2 separate regions of the Mus musculus genome follow, and region 2 is linked to region 1. A link is a contact called in ENCODE Hi-C or POLR2A ChIA-PET data. All regions are on one chromosome and are shown on one strand. The core of a region is the stretch at or near the end of the contact, and the rest is flanking DNA. Distances in the headings are between cores, read along the strand shown. Region 1 holds the start of E2f6 (E2F transcription factor 6). Region 2 holds the start of Rock2 (Rho-associated coiled-coil containing protein kinase 2).

What was found. Hi-C counts contacts between places; a loop is a spot of excess contacts on that map. ChIA-PET counts read pairs that join two places held with the same protein, here RNA polymerase II (POLR2A).
Region 2: a map of heart shows a loop between it and region 1 (7-fold over the local background). The contact joins the promoter of Rock2 here to the promoter of E2f6 in region 1. A Hi-C loop is called at or near these places in 13 of 37 maps with a recorded cell type or tissue (Patski, T-helper 1 cell, T-helper 17 cell and 7 more). POLR2A ChIA-PET finds 5 or more read pairs at or near these places in 1 of 5 experiments (Patski).

Annotation. Positions count from the first base shown.
Region 1 is chr12:16,806,311-16,813,867 of GRCm38, reverse strand. It overlaps E2f6 (E2F transcription factor 6), which reads right to left and starts at 2,903. Exons shown (of 7, transcript NM_033270.2): 1 at 2,553-2,903. The coding sequence starts at 2,660.
Region 2 is chr12:16,892,828-16,900,384 of GRCm38, reverse strand. It overlaps Rock2 (Rho-associated coiled-coil containing protein kinase 2), which reads right to left and starts at 5,407. Exons shown (of 33, transcript NM_009072.2): 1 at 5,055-5,407. The coding sequence starts at 5,195.

The DNA.
Region 1 (7,557 bases), core at 1,654-4,153:
GCCACCACACCTGGCTAGAAGCTTTAAAGGTGGAGAGAAAAATAAAAAGTGACTTTTAGAGACTAATGTCCTAGGCACTGCCTCCTAAGTAGTTACTGCTCTCTATGCATAGGTTTCTCTGTATTAGCTCCCTGTGTGGGAGCAAGACTCCTTCAAGAGCTCATTGAACACGAATCTCTCTAAGGTGACTGCATTCATGTCACCACCCAGATCTTCCTGATCATCTAATGTGCAAACCAAGTTCACCTCCATCCAGGATTGTCTTCTCCCTGCTCCCCAAAGCCAAGAGCAGGTTTAAGCCATTTAACTTATCCTGGCAACAACACTTAGCAAGCTATGTAACTGCTCTGCACATGGCTTATTAATTCTTTGCATTTGCTAGTCAATTAAAAAAATACTACTGACATGTTAAGTCACTATTTTACAGGCAAGAAAATAGAGTCCCTACTTTATTAACTTCTTGCTTAATCCTTTGTCCATGGCCAGATCTTCACTACAGTATCAAACAGACCCGCAGAGGACTGAGCAGTCAAGTATAGAATTGCTCTGGGACACACAGAGTCTGGCTAACAGTCTTGAGGTAAAGAGGAGCTAAAGACACTTGTCTTAAGACAAGTTACCCATGAATCTGGACTTCAGACATCTTGACAAACGTCAATATGGAAATGAGGCCTAGGATGGAGCATGCAACCTCAGAAAGATCATTTAGGAAAGGCAAACATGGAGCCAGATTATGCTGCGAGGACTCGACTTTGTCCTGGGAGCACTAAGGAACCACTAATTCCTTTGGCCAAATGAAGATAGAAACACACCTTCAAGAGACCATACGTTAAGGATGAAGCACACAGGCGGTGAGTGAGAGGCAGCAACAGTGGCAGGAAACTGGTCGAGATGGCATTATAGCACAGAATAGCTGATGTGAATGACTTCAGTGACCTGGGGGTGGGAGGGGGGGTGTCTGGGGGTGATTCTGAAACAGAGGAAAAGGTAACAGCCATGTCCAGAGTGCTGGCTCAGGCACCACGATAGGCAGAGCACCATTAAGGTGGGATTCGAGAAAGAGGTTGCTTTCTTAAGGCGGGGGTGGGGTGGGGTGTGTCTGTGAATCTGGCTTTGGATATCAGAGTTTGAAATCTGCAGCTCAGCAGTTATAAACGCTCGCTGTTCTTCCAGAGGGCTCAGTTCATCCATGTGCCAATTCATAACCACTTATTATGAGCTCCAGGTGATCTAACACTGGTTTCGGGCCTCCGTGGGCACCAGTACACACGTGGCATCCACGAAGACATTTTCTTTTTTAAGAAGGGACATCTAACAAACAGTTGGAGAGCTCCAGGAAAGATGTACAGGTTTGGGAGTTACCTCGAGGCAACTAAAAATACCAGACTGGATAAGAAATCTAAGACTTTAGAAGACGTTATCTTCTGATAACCAAAAGTTAAGCGGTTTTCATTTAGAGCGTCTATCAAATCCTTAAAAAAAAAAAAAAACCTACCATGATCACAGGCCACAAGTTAGCAGTAGTGAGCGGTCACCTACATGAACAAACTGTAGAGAATCCTGGATGACACCCACGTGTCTGAAAAGGAAGGCGAAGGGGACAAGGGGACCCACCATGGCTGTCAAAAACACAACAAAGAGTTCTCAGCCAAAAGTGAGTGGTTAGTTATGACACAAGATAGGGTGTGAAACGAATACTGTAATTGACAAAACCATCAGTGACCTACGGATCTTATTTACAACAATCTTACCAAGTGCTTAGGACTAGAGTCCCCAGCACAGTGCTGGGTGGTAATGCAAGATCAGGTGGAAACTGAGCAGAAATTACTTAAAGAGAGAGAGAGAGAGAGAGAGAGAGGGAGAGAGAGAGAGAAGTTTGGGAAAGGCTGTCACTTGCAGTCATTCTGAGGGTCTTCCCAGTTTCCTCATTACCTAGCCCCAAGGCCAGACATCTCTGTACACACATCTCTGGGTCAGTTCTGACAAACTCTAAAAATAACTATCTCAAGGTTGCTCCAAGGAGTCAGACAAGACAATGCTCATGGCACAGGACCCGCCAGAATGGCTTGGATACAGCTTGCCTTGCTGAGAAAACAGCGATCAGGAGAAACGGACAAAGGAAGAATCCAGCAGGGACCCTGAGAAAGGTGGGAAGCACGGAACGGAGGGAACTTTCTCACTCTTTCATTTCCCCTGTCAGACAGCAAAGATGGACAGGCAAGATCGCCCAGTTGGTTAAGGCACTTGCCACCGAGCTTTACAAACTCTACCAGAGTTCCATCCCGCGAACCACAAGGCTGGAAGCATGGAACAGACTGCCCCAAGTTGCCTTCTAAACTCTACACGTGCCCCGTGGAATCCACGCGCTCGCGGCCCCCACCCCAACACAAAGTAAGAAAAATCCAATAGAAACATTTAAAAAGCAAAGGGCGGTTCAAGAATTGGGAGTTGCAGGGAGAGCCCCGGGGCAGCAAGCGACACTGTGCAGAGGGCCCGATGCAAGGAGCGCGTCCCACAGCACTTGACCTCCCGTGGCCCGGGTCCCCGCTCACCAGTAGGTTTTCCACGTTGATGGGGTCTCGGCAACGCCGGCGCACCGTTTCCTGCGCCGGGTCCACCAGCAGGCTGGGCTGTCTCCGCGCCGTCCGCTGCTGACTCATGCTGTCCCGCGCCCCTCGCGCCCCACGCGCCCTCCCGCCTTCCCCGGAGGCTCGGCGCGCGCGTTCCCGGCCCCTTCAGCGCCGCCCGCTCCACCCACGGAGCACTGCGGCTCCACCCACGAAGCGCCGCGGTCCCACTCGCGCAGCGATGAGCCCAGGCGCAGAGGGGGTCAGGGTAGGCTCGGAGGGGACCAGGGTGACCGCGGAGGCGCTCAGGTTCCCTGGCCGGCCATCTTTCCGCATGCGCAGTGCACCCGCGTTTGCACATGCGCAGCGCCGTCCGTTAGATCTCCCGCGCACACCGGTCCTCGCCCGCTGCCGACGCCCGGGTGTTCCGGAGGATGGATCCTTGGAGAGGATGGCGGCGGCGGGGGGTGGGGGTGTGTGTGGTGGGATGGGTTGGGGGAAGAAAAGAGGTGGAGCAGGGATTCCGGGGGATCGGAGCAGGCGCTCTCTAGTCCCAACCAGCGGACTGCAGGTTCTGAGTGCCCCGGGGCGATGATGGTGGGGCTCCCATCAGTCATCTAAAGGTGCTTAGCACATGCTCATGAAACAAGCCATCTTGGAGGGACCAGAAGGTGCAAGCTTCAAAGCCAAGCTCCACAGAGGCCCAGGCAGGGAGATCACGTGTTTGAATTCGAAGTCAGCTAAAGTTCGTAGTGAGAGTAGAATTTGTCCCAAAACCACAAACTTTACCCTCTATATCAGTTTTATTTTATTTTATTTTTGGTTTGGTTTTCCGAGACAGGGTTTCTCTGTGTAGCCGAACTCAGAAATCCGCCTGCCTCTGCCTCCCAAGTGGGATTAAAGGCGTGTACCACCACTGCCCGGCTCTGTATCAGTTTTTGATTACTTATTATTATATCAGGTATTGGGCTGGCTCAAGAAGATACTGTTTTGAATATAATAGACTGGATATCAGAATCCAATGGAGGAGAAAGATAAAACAGTTTAACGGGCTGGGAGAGGAGCACTGGCTAAGTTTAGGAGAACTTCCAGAGGACCTGAGTTCAATTCCCATCACCCACAGGGTGGCTCACAACCATATGTTACCTCCAGGCCCAGGGGGATTTAATGCTCTTTTTCTGGTCTCCACAGGCACCAGGCACGGACATGTTAACATGTTAGACAGTCATACATGTAGGCAAAACTTCTATGCACAGAAACTAAATTAGAAAGAGAAAAGAAAAGAGAAGTAAGTGACCTGGAGCCATAGGTATCTTTTCAAATTGTAAGGTCTTAAGCCAGTTTCTAAAAGTCGTTCTGTGCCTTAGTTTCTAAATTTGTAATGTGGAGAGTTCTTACTGATCGAAGTTACTAGCTTGTTCTCTCAAAAACCTGTCTCTGTAAAATTGCCCCAGTAAACTGCCACCTCCCTTTCTTAAGTAGCTTCTTTCCTGCCCTGTTCTCTTGTGAGTTGGGCATATCCTCTGACTCATTCTGTCAAATCTTTCTCTGATTCCTCACTTTGTCTGCCCTTAGTTAGATGCTACTTTTAAACATGTCTGCTTTCTTCTAAAAACCAACCTTACCTTCATTGCTAGGGATTAAAGGGTGTATGAAGGTGTCTGTATTCCAGCCAGAATGTACTATAATCCAGAGAGTGTCTGCATTTGGCCAGATCATGTAGACTTAGAGAGTCTTGGATGTGATCCCTTGTCAGAGTAGCCATGATGCTGGATTAAAATTCCTTTGCAGTGTGGTTTGATGTTTCGCCTGCCTGCATGTCTGTGTGTGGACACCATGTTCTCTGACACTAGAATTACAGACAGTTGTAAGCCACCAGGTGGTTGCTGGGTATTAAACCTGGGTTCTCTGGAAGAACAGTCAGTGCTCTTAACCACTGAGCCATCTCTTTGGCCCCTTTCACTTATTTTTAAATTATGTGTGTGTATGGGTTTGTGCACATGAACTGCAATGCTTTCAGAGGCTTGAGGCTTCTGGCTCCCCAGGAGCTGAAGTTGCAAATGGCTAGAGATGGATGCTTTGGCCCTCTTGGAAAGGCAGAAGTGCTCTTAACTCCAGAGCCACAGCTCTAGCCGCTATGTGTTTGAATGAAAGGGTAACACAATGCGCAACTTCCAGGCTGGAAGGAAGCTGCGGGAGTGAGACCTGGGACTTAGTGAGGGCGGAAGAGGCTTTTGGAAGAAGTTGGCTCCCACTAGATTTTACATTTCTAGGGGTCCGATACCATCTTAAGGGGGGGGGGTGTGTCAGAGGTCTTTGATCCTCTTGGGATCTCCAGTGTTAAGCTTGGAGCATGGCAGGTAGCAAGCGCTCAGTAAATGTTTGCCGAAGATTGGTAGAAGTAGAATACAACTGTGGAGAGGTCATCTCTAGAAGAGAAAGAGCACATTTTATGCACGAGTGGAGAGTTTCTCAGAGCAACTAGGAAAGACTCTACCACAAGGAGTTCGGAGAGATCCAATGCTGGAAAACAGGCATGGCTAATTTTAAGACCCCTTTCTCCATCCTCTGTTGAATGCCAAACCCTCTCTATACCTTTGTTCATGTGACTCTCATTTCAGATCTGAAGGTATGACCAAGCATGGTAGTGTATGCTCAGAATAACAACACTCTGGACACTGAAGTAGGACCACCAGATGCTAGAGATCAGCCAGGGTTACATAGCGAGAGACCATGTCTTAAACAACCAAAGCAACAACAAAATACAAGTTTCTGCTGCCAGCAAGTCCTGAAGAATAGTTTTCTTCCCAGTTTACAGATCAGAAAATCGAAGATCAGTAAGATTACAAAATTTACCCCAAGGAGCTAGCTAGTGAGTGCTAGAGACATGGTTTGAGTTCACAGCTGGATAATTCATTGGTATTTGGACCCTTGAGCAGCTTGTTGAAAACTGACCATATTTTCTACAGTCAAAAAGAATTAGGCCAGCAAAGGGGTGTGACTTAGGCACTCCAGGCTAATGAAAGAGCTTGAGCACACCCATCTGGGGAAAAGGAGAACAGCTGTTCCCTCAGTCACAGAAAAGCCCAGTCATGGGGCTGTAGCCTGAGGTTTAATCATCCCAGCGTTGTTTGAGCATCTTTCGGGTGCTGGGCTGTAGGTCAGGAGCTCTAACTCTTACAAGGACATCCTGGAGTACTAGGAGATGCCAGGTTGATGAAGATGTATGACCAGAGAGCATGAGAACGAACTGAACATGTCTGACACATCATGGCAACACAGAAAACGAGGGGAAAATAACAACGGACTTTGGGGCTTGTTCCTGCATCACCATGTAAAGCTATCTGGAACAGTAAGTGACGTACAGAGACTCTGGCTAGCTTTGTGGTGACACAGCAGGCCTTCAGCCAATGGATCCTTTGTGCCACTCACTGGAAACTTAAGATTTGTATTCCCTTCTAAGAGCCATGTGGTCAAAACCAATGCCCAGTGAAATGGTTATTTAGACATGGCCTTTGTGAGGCAACCAGGCAAAACCTCTCAAGAACTGGGATGCCCCCATAGTAGACACTGAAGGGAGCATAGATGGAGAAGAGCAGTTGGCAGTGCTTGCCTAGTGTGCATGAAACCTTGATTTCATTTTCATCACCATATGAACCAGATGTAGTAGCACACTTTTGATCCCAAGCACTTGGGAAGTGGTAGTAGGAGGGTCATAAGTTCAGGAACATCTACAGTTAAATCATGAGTAGTGAATTTGAGGCTAATTTGGGATGCCTGAGATCTAGAGGGGGTCAGAGGCAGAACACAGAGGAGAGATGTCTTATTTCTTCTACCATGGGACAATGAGTCATGAGTCTCAGCATTGCCATTACCTGGGTAAGTGTGTGTGTTACTAGAAATGAAGGTTCTATGGCTCTACCCAGAACTACCACATTAAAAGCTCAGAGGTTTGATGTATTCTGTAAGGCACTGGCTGGGTCCTGGTAGGAAACTAGCTTTTCCTGGCTCTGCAAGTACCCAGTCCACTAAATTGATACTTTGTTAAATCAAAGCCAGGTTAACTTTTCTGATGTGATATTTGGAGGATGAAGACCTAGAACAAACATGGATGGTGTCCTGGCTCATTTCATGTCAATTTGACACAAGCCAGAGACATCTGATAGGAGGGAACCTCACTTGAGAAAATGCGTCTATAAGAACCAGCTGTAGGGCATTGTCTTAATTAGTGATTGGTAGGGGAGATCCCAGCCCATTGTGGGTGGTGCCATTCATGGCCTGTTGGTCCTGGGTTTTATAAGAAAGCAGGCTGAGCAAACCATGAGGAGCAAGCCAGTAAGCAGCAACCCCCCATGGCCTCTGCATCAGCTCCTGTCTCCAGGTCCCTGCCCTGACTTTCTGTCCTGACTTCCTTTGATGATGAACGGAAGCATAAGCCAAACATACCCTTTCCTCTCCAAGTTGCGTTTGGTCATGTTGTTTCATCACAGCAATAGTAACCCTAATTAGGATACAATTGGACGCATTCAACAAGCAGGCATGTTGTAATGGACGTGATGTACTTTGGAGACTGGGAAAATGGATGATGCTACAAGCGACCAGGTGGTCACCTACATAGAGAGGGTTACAGCCTTTGTGTTTTATTCAGTTCTGCTTTCTTGTAGCTGAGAGGCCCCTAAATATAGCTTCTTGCTGTAGACAGAATGTCTCTGCACACACTGAGGATTGTCTTAGACGAAACTTTATATCTCGCCTCTTCCTTTTCTTCTTCACTTCTTCCTCCCCTGCCCCCTTCACCTTCTCCCCTTCCTGCTCCACTTCTCTCCTTCTTCCTGTTCCTCTCCTTTTCCTTTTCCTCTTCCCCTTCCCTCTTCCCTTTCATTCCCTTTCTCCTCCTCTTCCCCTTTTCTTGTTCTTCCCTCCTTCCCATCCCTCTTCTCCTTCCTCTCTCTCCTTCCTGCTTCCCCTACTCCCCTCTTCTTCCTGTTCC
Region 2 (7,557 bases), core at 4,158-6,657, 84 kb before region 1:
ATAACCATCTTTTAAACTGGTTAAAAACAGGCATACCACAGACTGAGAAAAAACACAAGACAATTTTCACAGCATTCCCTTTGTATACAAATTCATTTCTATGTCTAGCACATAAAAACTTGTATGACAGCCCAACTTTTCAAAAGGGCATATACTCTAACAGATGATTCACATATATTTATATATAAATAGCCAGTATGTGTGGTAGTCATCAGGATATGCAAATACAACACAATGAGCTATTACCCACAACAGGAGGGCTTTTTTTTTTTTTTCTAATGTTAGGAACGCTGTGGAATAACTGGAATCTTCCCTCCTGTGTTGTTGGCACTAGAGTAAAATATAAAATGTTTAACTACTTTAAAATGATCTGGTCATTTCCTAAAAAACAAATATACATATATCCTATGACACAGCAATTCTACCCTCATTATCAACCCAAGAGAAACAAGAGAAAAAGAAGAGAAAAAGTCCTTACAATGACTTAACACTAATTGCTTATAACAATTTTTTGAGGGTTTTTTTTTTTTTTGGATACAGGGTTTCTCTGTGTAGCCCTGGCTGTCCTGGAACTCACTTTGTAGACCAGGCTGGCCTTGAACTCAGAAATCCGCCTATCTCTGCCTCCCGAGTGCTGGGATCAAAGGCATGCGCCACCACGCCCAGCTAACAATTTTTCAAGGCAAAATTTCACTATGTAGGGGCTGGCTTAGAACTCACTCTGTAGACCTCAAATTCAGTGATCTACCTGCCTCTGCTTTCTGAGTGCTGATATTAAAGGTGTGCACCACCATGCCCAGCTTATAACATTTATTAAATTTATTTATATTATAAATAGCTCAGTAAGCAGGAATAAGCACTACTGCCTAGCCTGACAAACTGTGGATCTTGAAATCCATACAATAAGAGAGAATCAACTCTCAAAAGTTTTCCTCAGCTCCCTACTTAAATACCCACAAATAAAAAAATGTAAAAAGCAAAACAAAACAAAAATTAAGTTTTAAAGCAATTAATCTGTATATTCTAAATATCTACCTCCTACTTCACACAAATAATAAGTACAAAGTCATTTTTCATCTTTTATTTTATTTCATTTTTATTACATCTTCAAAACAGTCTCAGACATTACTTATGGGGAGTGAACACACATGCAATTGTATCTTAATTGGGTGAAGAGTCAGCACTAAATGGAAAGAACCTAAGTACTGTGATAAATATTTTCATGATCTGGGGCCATAGCCCTGAGGCAGACACTTGCAAGCATGTGCAAGGACTTGAGTTTAATATCCAGAACTATCAAAAATAAAATTTCTGTACAGTAATATTTTCATATAGTTACTGGCAGGTACCAGTTTTAATAGGTGTTTCTGGGGCCAGGCAGATGGCTTAGCAGTTAGAGGCAGCTGCTGCCAAGCCTGACAGCCTTAGTTTGATTACTGGAATCCACACAGTGGAAGGAGAGAACTGGCTCCTGTAAACTGTTCCCTGACCTCCATACCTGTACCATGACACAAAACACCCCACCCAACACACACAAATAAAGAAATGTAAATTTAAATTTTTAATTGGTATTTTGTTTCTCAGCCCAGTGAAATTGTAAATAAATGTTTGATCACCTTTATCCATTCACAAAAGCCTAGGTACTATATAGGTTACTATAGCCACATACTCTTTAAAATAACAAAATAAAATCCCAAGGCATAAACCTTAAGACATTTCTCCAGCATACATGTTAGTTAAGTAAAACACATCAGGCAAGCAATGTAAGGATCTCTGACAACACAGGAACTTACCAAAGGTTATCACTTAAGATCCTCCCTTTAAAATATTTCAAAATTACTGACCTTCAAAAGAGGCTCAGCAGATACAGGTACTTACAAGTCACCAAGCCTGACAACCCCCATGACCTGAGTTTGACCTCTAGAACCCACATGAGAAGAGAGAACCAACTCCCACCCGTTGTCCTCTAACCTCTACACATGGCAGGGCACATGCACACACTCAAACACACAAGATAGATGTTGCTTGTTTTTTAATTTCAGAAGTATCTCTCAAAACTATTTTTATATAATACCAAGCAGCTCACAATCTACAATTTCAAAAGAATTGCGTATTTTAAGGGCAAATAAAGTAAATAGCCTCTGCAGAGAAACAAGATAATTTAGTTTGTACACTGATAGTCCTGAAATTCAGCGCCATATATATGTTTGACAATGATTAGTACTTATGACAGCAAACTCAAAATGATAATTGCATGCACTTGAAAACTGTAATAATATCTAAAACAAAAATCATTTCCCATCTCAAAGAAAACATAAAGCTAGCAAAAAATTTGTCAAATGCACATAGGAGACGTAAAATGAGTGTAAAGATATGCCATACACTGGACTAAAACCTTACATGCTATCTCATGTAACTTTTTTTCCTATGAATGGCTTGCCTAGCTTACTGAAAACGTTTTATAGAAAATTCTGGTATGTTTCATCATCACTTGCCATATTTAGCAATACACAACTTCCAATGGTGCTTTCTAAGCTTTTGAATACAGTAACTAAATTTCAGGCTGTTTTTATTAGATTATTAAAGGTATGTTTTCTAGAATAAAACCAAAAGAAATGTAATGTTAAGTAAAGTAATGATTTAATTGTGAAAAAAAGCTCATGGCAAGATTTCAAATCTTTAAAGTGGTAACAGCTATTATTTTGTGAGCATTTTTAGAAACATAATTTTAAAAATAGTATCAGTGTAAAGACTACAGAGTTACAACCTGGAGAATGAAAAGGCTGTGAGGATGCATAGCAGTGATCACTGGCACAGCAGGGAATGCACATAGCATCACCCAACTGTGGACTTCAACACAGTTTAAATGGCAAGGTTTATGTATACTACTACTACAATTAAAATTTTACCATGACAAAGGCAATTTGGAGAGGAAAGGGTTTATTTGGTTTACAGTTCCATACCACACAGTTCCTCATCAAAGGAAGTCAGGACAGGAACTCAAACAGGGCAGAAACCTGAAGGTAGGAGCTGATACTGAGGCAATGGAAGGGTGTTGCTTACTGGCTTGCTTCCCATGGCTTGCTCAGTCTGTTTTCTTAAAGAACCCAGGACCACTAGCGAAAGGATGGCACCACCCATAATGGGCTGAGCCCTCCCGAATCAATCACTAAGTAAGAAAATGCCATAACTCTAGCTTGTGTAGAGTTGACATAAAACCACCCAGCACAAAATTCATTCTAAAACTTCATGATAAAATTTACATAACATGGATATTATTACAACTTTAATGATGTTTTCAACTTTTATGAATGTGCAACAGAGGCATCAGGAACCTCACTCTAAAGGAATAAACGGCATTTTTTGGCTTAGTAACATACGCTGCACTCTAGAATAACACCTGTCCTGATTCTCAATGACATGTAATCAACTAAAAGCAGCAATAAGCCTGCGGTCAAATCAGCATTTGATGTCAACCCTCCTAAGGGTAATATGTCACCTTAACAAATGTGGTGTATGAAGCACTCAATGAAGGAACTGTTACTGGCCACGTGTAATAATTTAGGTAATATTTTAATAAAACAAAATAGTCATGTCACAGGTATAAACAACTTGGTTCCAAGCTCAAAATGACCCTGATAATGATAATTAACATCACTAATAATACAAGAGATGACTGTGAAATGTAAAAACATTTCTATCTGGGATTGAAAATGATCCTGGTGAATACTTGAGATTTACAGAGACTATTTTTAACTGAACTTTCTGGCCTAGGATCAAAGTTTTGCTAGCAAAATACCAAAGTGAAAATCCTGGCAGTGACACCAGAGAAGCTTTGCTTTATCTACAAAAAGGCTATGAACTCCAAGCAATCCTGCTCTGAAGACTTCCAAAATACGTCCCACAAGAACACAGGAACCCACTACCAAACAAAAACACTCCCCCCGCCCCCAAAAGTCAAAATCTCTATATTTACACATCCTATAGAGCGATACCCACACTCTAGTCAGTTCCTGCGCTGTGGCCAAACAGAACTGAGTCACTCTGCAAATGATTCCAGAAACCTCAAAGGATAACCAACGGCCTCAGAAGAAAAGTTAGTCAGTGGAAAGGGAGGAGACAGTTTTTCTCATCACAGAGTCACTAGGCTTCTCCTAGCAGAGCTCAGGTCTGACATGCTTTTTGGCACAGAATGCCTGATCACCCACCCTAAGTCTAGACCTCCAAAGCTAATAGCCGGAGTATCTTTTTTTTTTCCGACTTCTCCTCAGGGTACACGTTCACACCACTTTTTCCCATAAATGCAACTCTAGGTGCACACTAATCAAATTCGTTTGCCAAGCATAATCGCTTCCCTCAACACGACCAGAAGTATACCAGCATTCTACATGGCATTTATTGTAAATCGTGTTCTTTTCTTAACCGAGCTCCAGTTAGCTGCCTTTTCCAAGGCTCTTAATTTGGATTTTGAATGCTATGGGAAAGACAAGATGAAGGGGAGAGATTTATCCCATTCTACAATTCAGACTCATTTCTTGGCTTCAGAGCAACAATCTCCGGAAATTTAATTTACATAAATTCAAATGTACTAAATAGCTACTATGGAATGTCCAAGAGCAACTGAAAGCAGCAAACTTGAGCTAGCTGTGCGTTCCCAGCTTCCTGACGAGCTCTTTGTCGTGTGCCCCCGGTGGTACTCCCAATAGGAAGAGCGTCGGGTTTCTTTCTCCCTGGGTTTTCACCCTAGCTCCCACACTGCGTGACACTTTCAAATTGGGTAGCCCAGTGTAGGAAGCACAGCCAATCCTCCACCTTTCCGCCCCAAACCAACTGGGTAGGCGGGAAGGAGACCAGGGGTGTTTCCTCCCTGCGCGCTCCAAGAACGGGGGCGGCCGAGATGACACTCGCTCGGCAGGGAGGTGGACCCGAGAATCCCAGGTGGGGTCTCCACTCTGGAACCTGGGTCTCCAGCTCCCCGGGCAGCCGGAAGCGGGGCGGGTGGGCCGAGGGGGGACCAGGCAGGGCGGGGAGTTCCCTCCCTAGCCCGCACCTACCAGCAGACTCTCCACGTTGATGGGCGAGCGAGGGTCTCGGATGAGCGCCTCCAGCTTCCTCTGACGGCCGGCGCCCGCCCCGTCCCCCGGCGCGGTCTCGGGGGCGCCGGGCATTTTCCCCGTCGGCGGGGGCCGGCTCATGCCGCTTCGCCGGGCCTAGCGCCGCCCGCGGAACCTCCGCCCCGGCACGCCGCGCGCCGCTGTCTGAGGAGCCGCCCGGCCCGGCCGGGAGCAGCGAGGCACACGGCGTCCCCGCCCCTCAGCCGCACGCGCGCCGCCCGGCCCGTAGCGAGCTCGCCAGGACCCGGCGGGCGGGAGCGGGGAAGGGGCGCCCGCGCCGCACCACCCCGCCCTCGGGGCTCAGGCCGCTAGGGCCGTCGCCCGTCCACCCGCATATCGCCGCCGGCCGCCTCGCGCGCCCACACGCCCGCTCCCCTCACACGCAGTCGGAGCCGCGTCCCTACTCGGCCGCGCGCCGCCGCTACCCACAAGCCCCTCCGCCCGCGGTCGGCTGCGCGCGGCCCGGCCCCGCCCCGCCCACCCCGGCGCGGCCCCGCGGCACGCCCCGCCCCTGGCCTCCGGCCACGCCCCGCCACCGGGCTGAGCAGCCAGGCTTCTTTTCCGTTCCCGCCGCCTGGCTAGTCTCCCTGCCTCGTCGGGCCGGTTCGCGGGACTGGGAGGCGGGACGGATGGCAGCGCGGTGCCCCGTGGTCCCCGTCGTGTGTCCCACGTCGCCGGCCGGACCCAGAGGCCTAGTTGACGTCCGCGCCCCCCGCCCGCTGTGTCCCGCTGACTCAGCGCGCAGCTATGCAAGCCGCGCCGAACTGCTGCGCCCCGGGTCAGCGCCCTTCCCAGGCCTGGTGCGCCTGAGGCCTGCGCCTGGGGCTCCCAGGGGGCGGGGAGGCCGCGCCCCTAGCCCGCGCTAAGAGTGTGGGACTCGTTTGAATCCTGTTGAGTCCCGGAGCTGGGAGGCCTGGAGGAGTTGTTTCTGCCTCCGGGTCATAAATCCTAAACTCTCAGAAACCTTTGTGCCCTTCCCTGACCAAGGTGCCCGCCTGGCCTTAGACCTTAGACACTGGCCAGGCGGAGGGAACAGGAGGCAATAAGGAAGCGCTTCTGCATCCGCGGGGCCCTTGCTTTTGGAGAGTGAAAGAGAGGGGCTGCTTCTCCGCATTCCTGCCCTCTCCTTGCCCCCTAGCCATTGGTCAGATCCTCTCAGGGCGCAATCGGAAAACTATGTGCCAAGAGCTATAAAACTGTTCACAGAGCCCCTTTGACCCAGTAAGGCCATTTAAGGAAGTCCAAGTGTAAGGAAATGATCCGAAAAGAGGAGGACTTTGCGTGGAGATGTTTACAGCAGGGCTATTCAGAATGTTCGCAATGACCAAAACCCTGGGAGTGGACCCAATCTTCCAGCAGCTGAATAATCCAAACAAGCTCTTGTCATATTCACGGGAAGAATCCTACGGGTATTGCAAGCCGGTTGAGACTAGGGAAAATTTACCGGAAGTGAAAAAATGCAAAGGGGATTATGAACACTTTGAAATGAGCAGCTAAACAAGTGAGAGAACACACTTGCTCCTAACTGAATGGGATTTTCCCCCCACTTCTAAAGATGTCAAGTAGGGTGGTGGCCTCATAGGTCTTTAATGCCAGCTCTGGGGAGAGACAGAGGCAGGAGGGTTTGAGGCTAACCTAAGTCTAGAGAATGAGTCCCAGGACAACCAGAGCTACACAGAGAAAACTTGTCTTGAAAACAACAACAAAAAAATGCTAAAAAGCATATTGAATTTTTAAATTTGAAAACTTGTACTTATGGAAGCTAGAGTGTAATGCCCCTGAATAGTGAACTGTAGAGCTCCCTGGGGTGTCAAGGTAAATATGCAGGTAGGCTACAGCCCTGGCCTGGCCAAAATTGCATGCACTTCACCCAGCGCAGGGGTCCAAAAATGTCTGCCCTTCTGGGGAGAAGCCCCTCTGACTTGGATTAAGACAGGAAGAGTCTTTGATGACTGAAGAGAACCCTTTCTCTTGTAGATAATAAAACTGGCCTCTGGGTCAAAAAAAAAAAAAAAAAGTTCTTCAAGCCAGTAGGTAAATTTACTTCTTCATACGTCCACAGACCCAAAGCTAGGAGAGTAGAGCCAGCTAACCACTCTTTCCACCCATGCACTGGAGCATGATAATTAGATAATCATTATTACAGATCTTACAAGTTCTTTTTCCTGGTGATAGTATAATGGGCTTTCAAAAGGAACATTGTGATCTTCCAGTTACAAATTAATTTTGAAATGACTTGGCTATATGTTTTTATGGACTTTGGCGGAGTAGCCATGATCTCAAGCCTTGGAGACCTTGTTTTAAAAGAACAGCAGTACCCTGGTATGGTGATTCACCTCTGTAATCTTAGCACTGAGAAAGTAGAGGCAAGAGAATGGGGGCTGGGTGGGGGGAGGGTGTTCAAGGCCATCTTTAGCTACATAGAATGTTTGAGGTCAGCCTG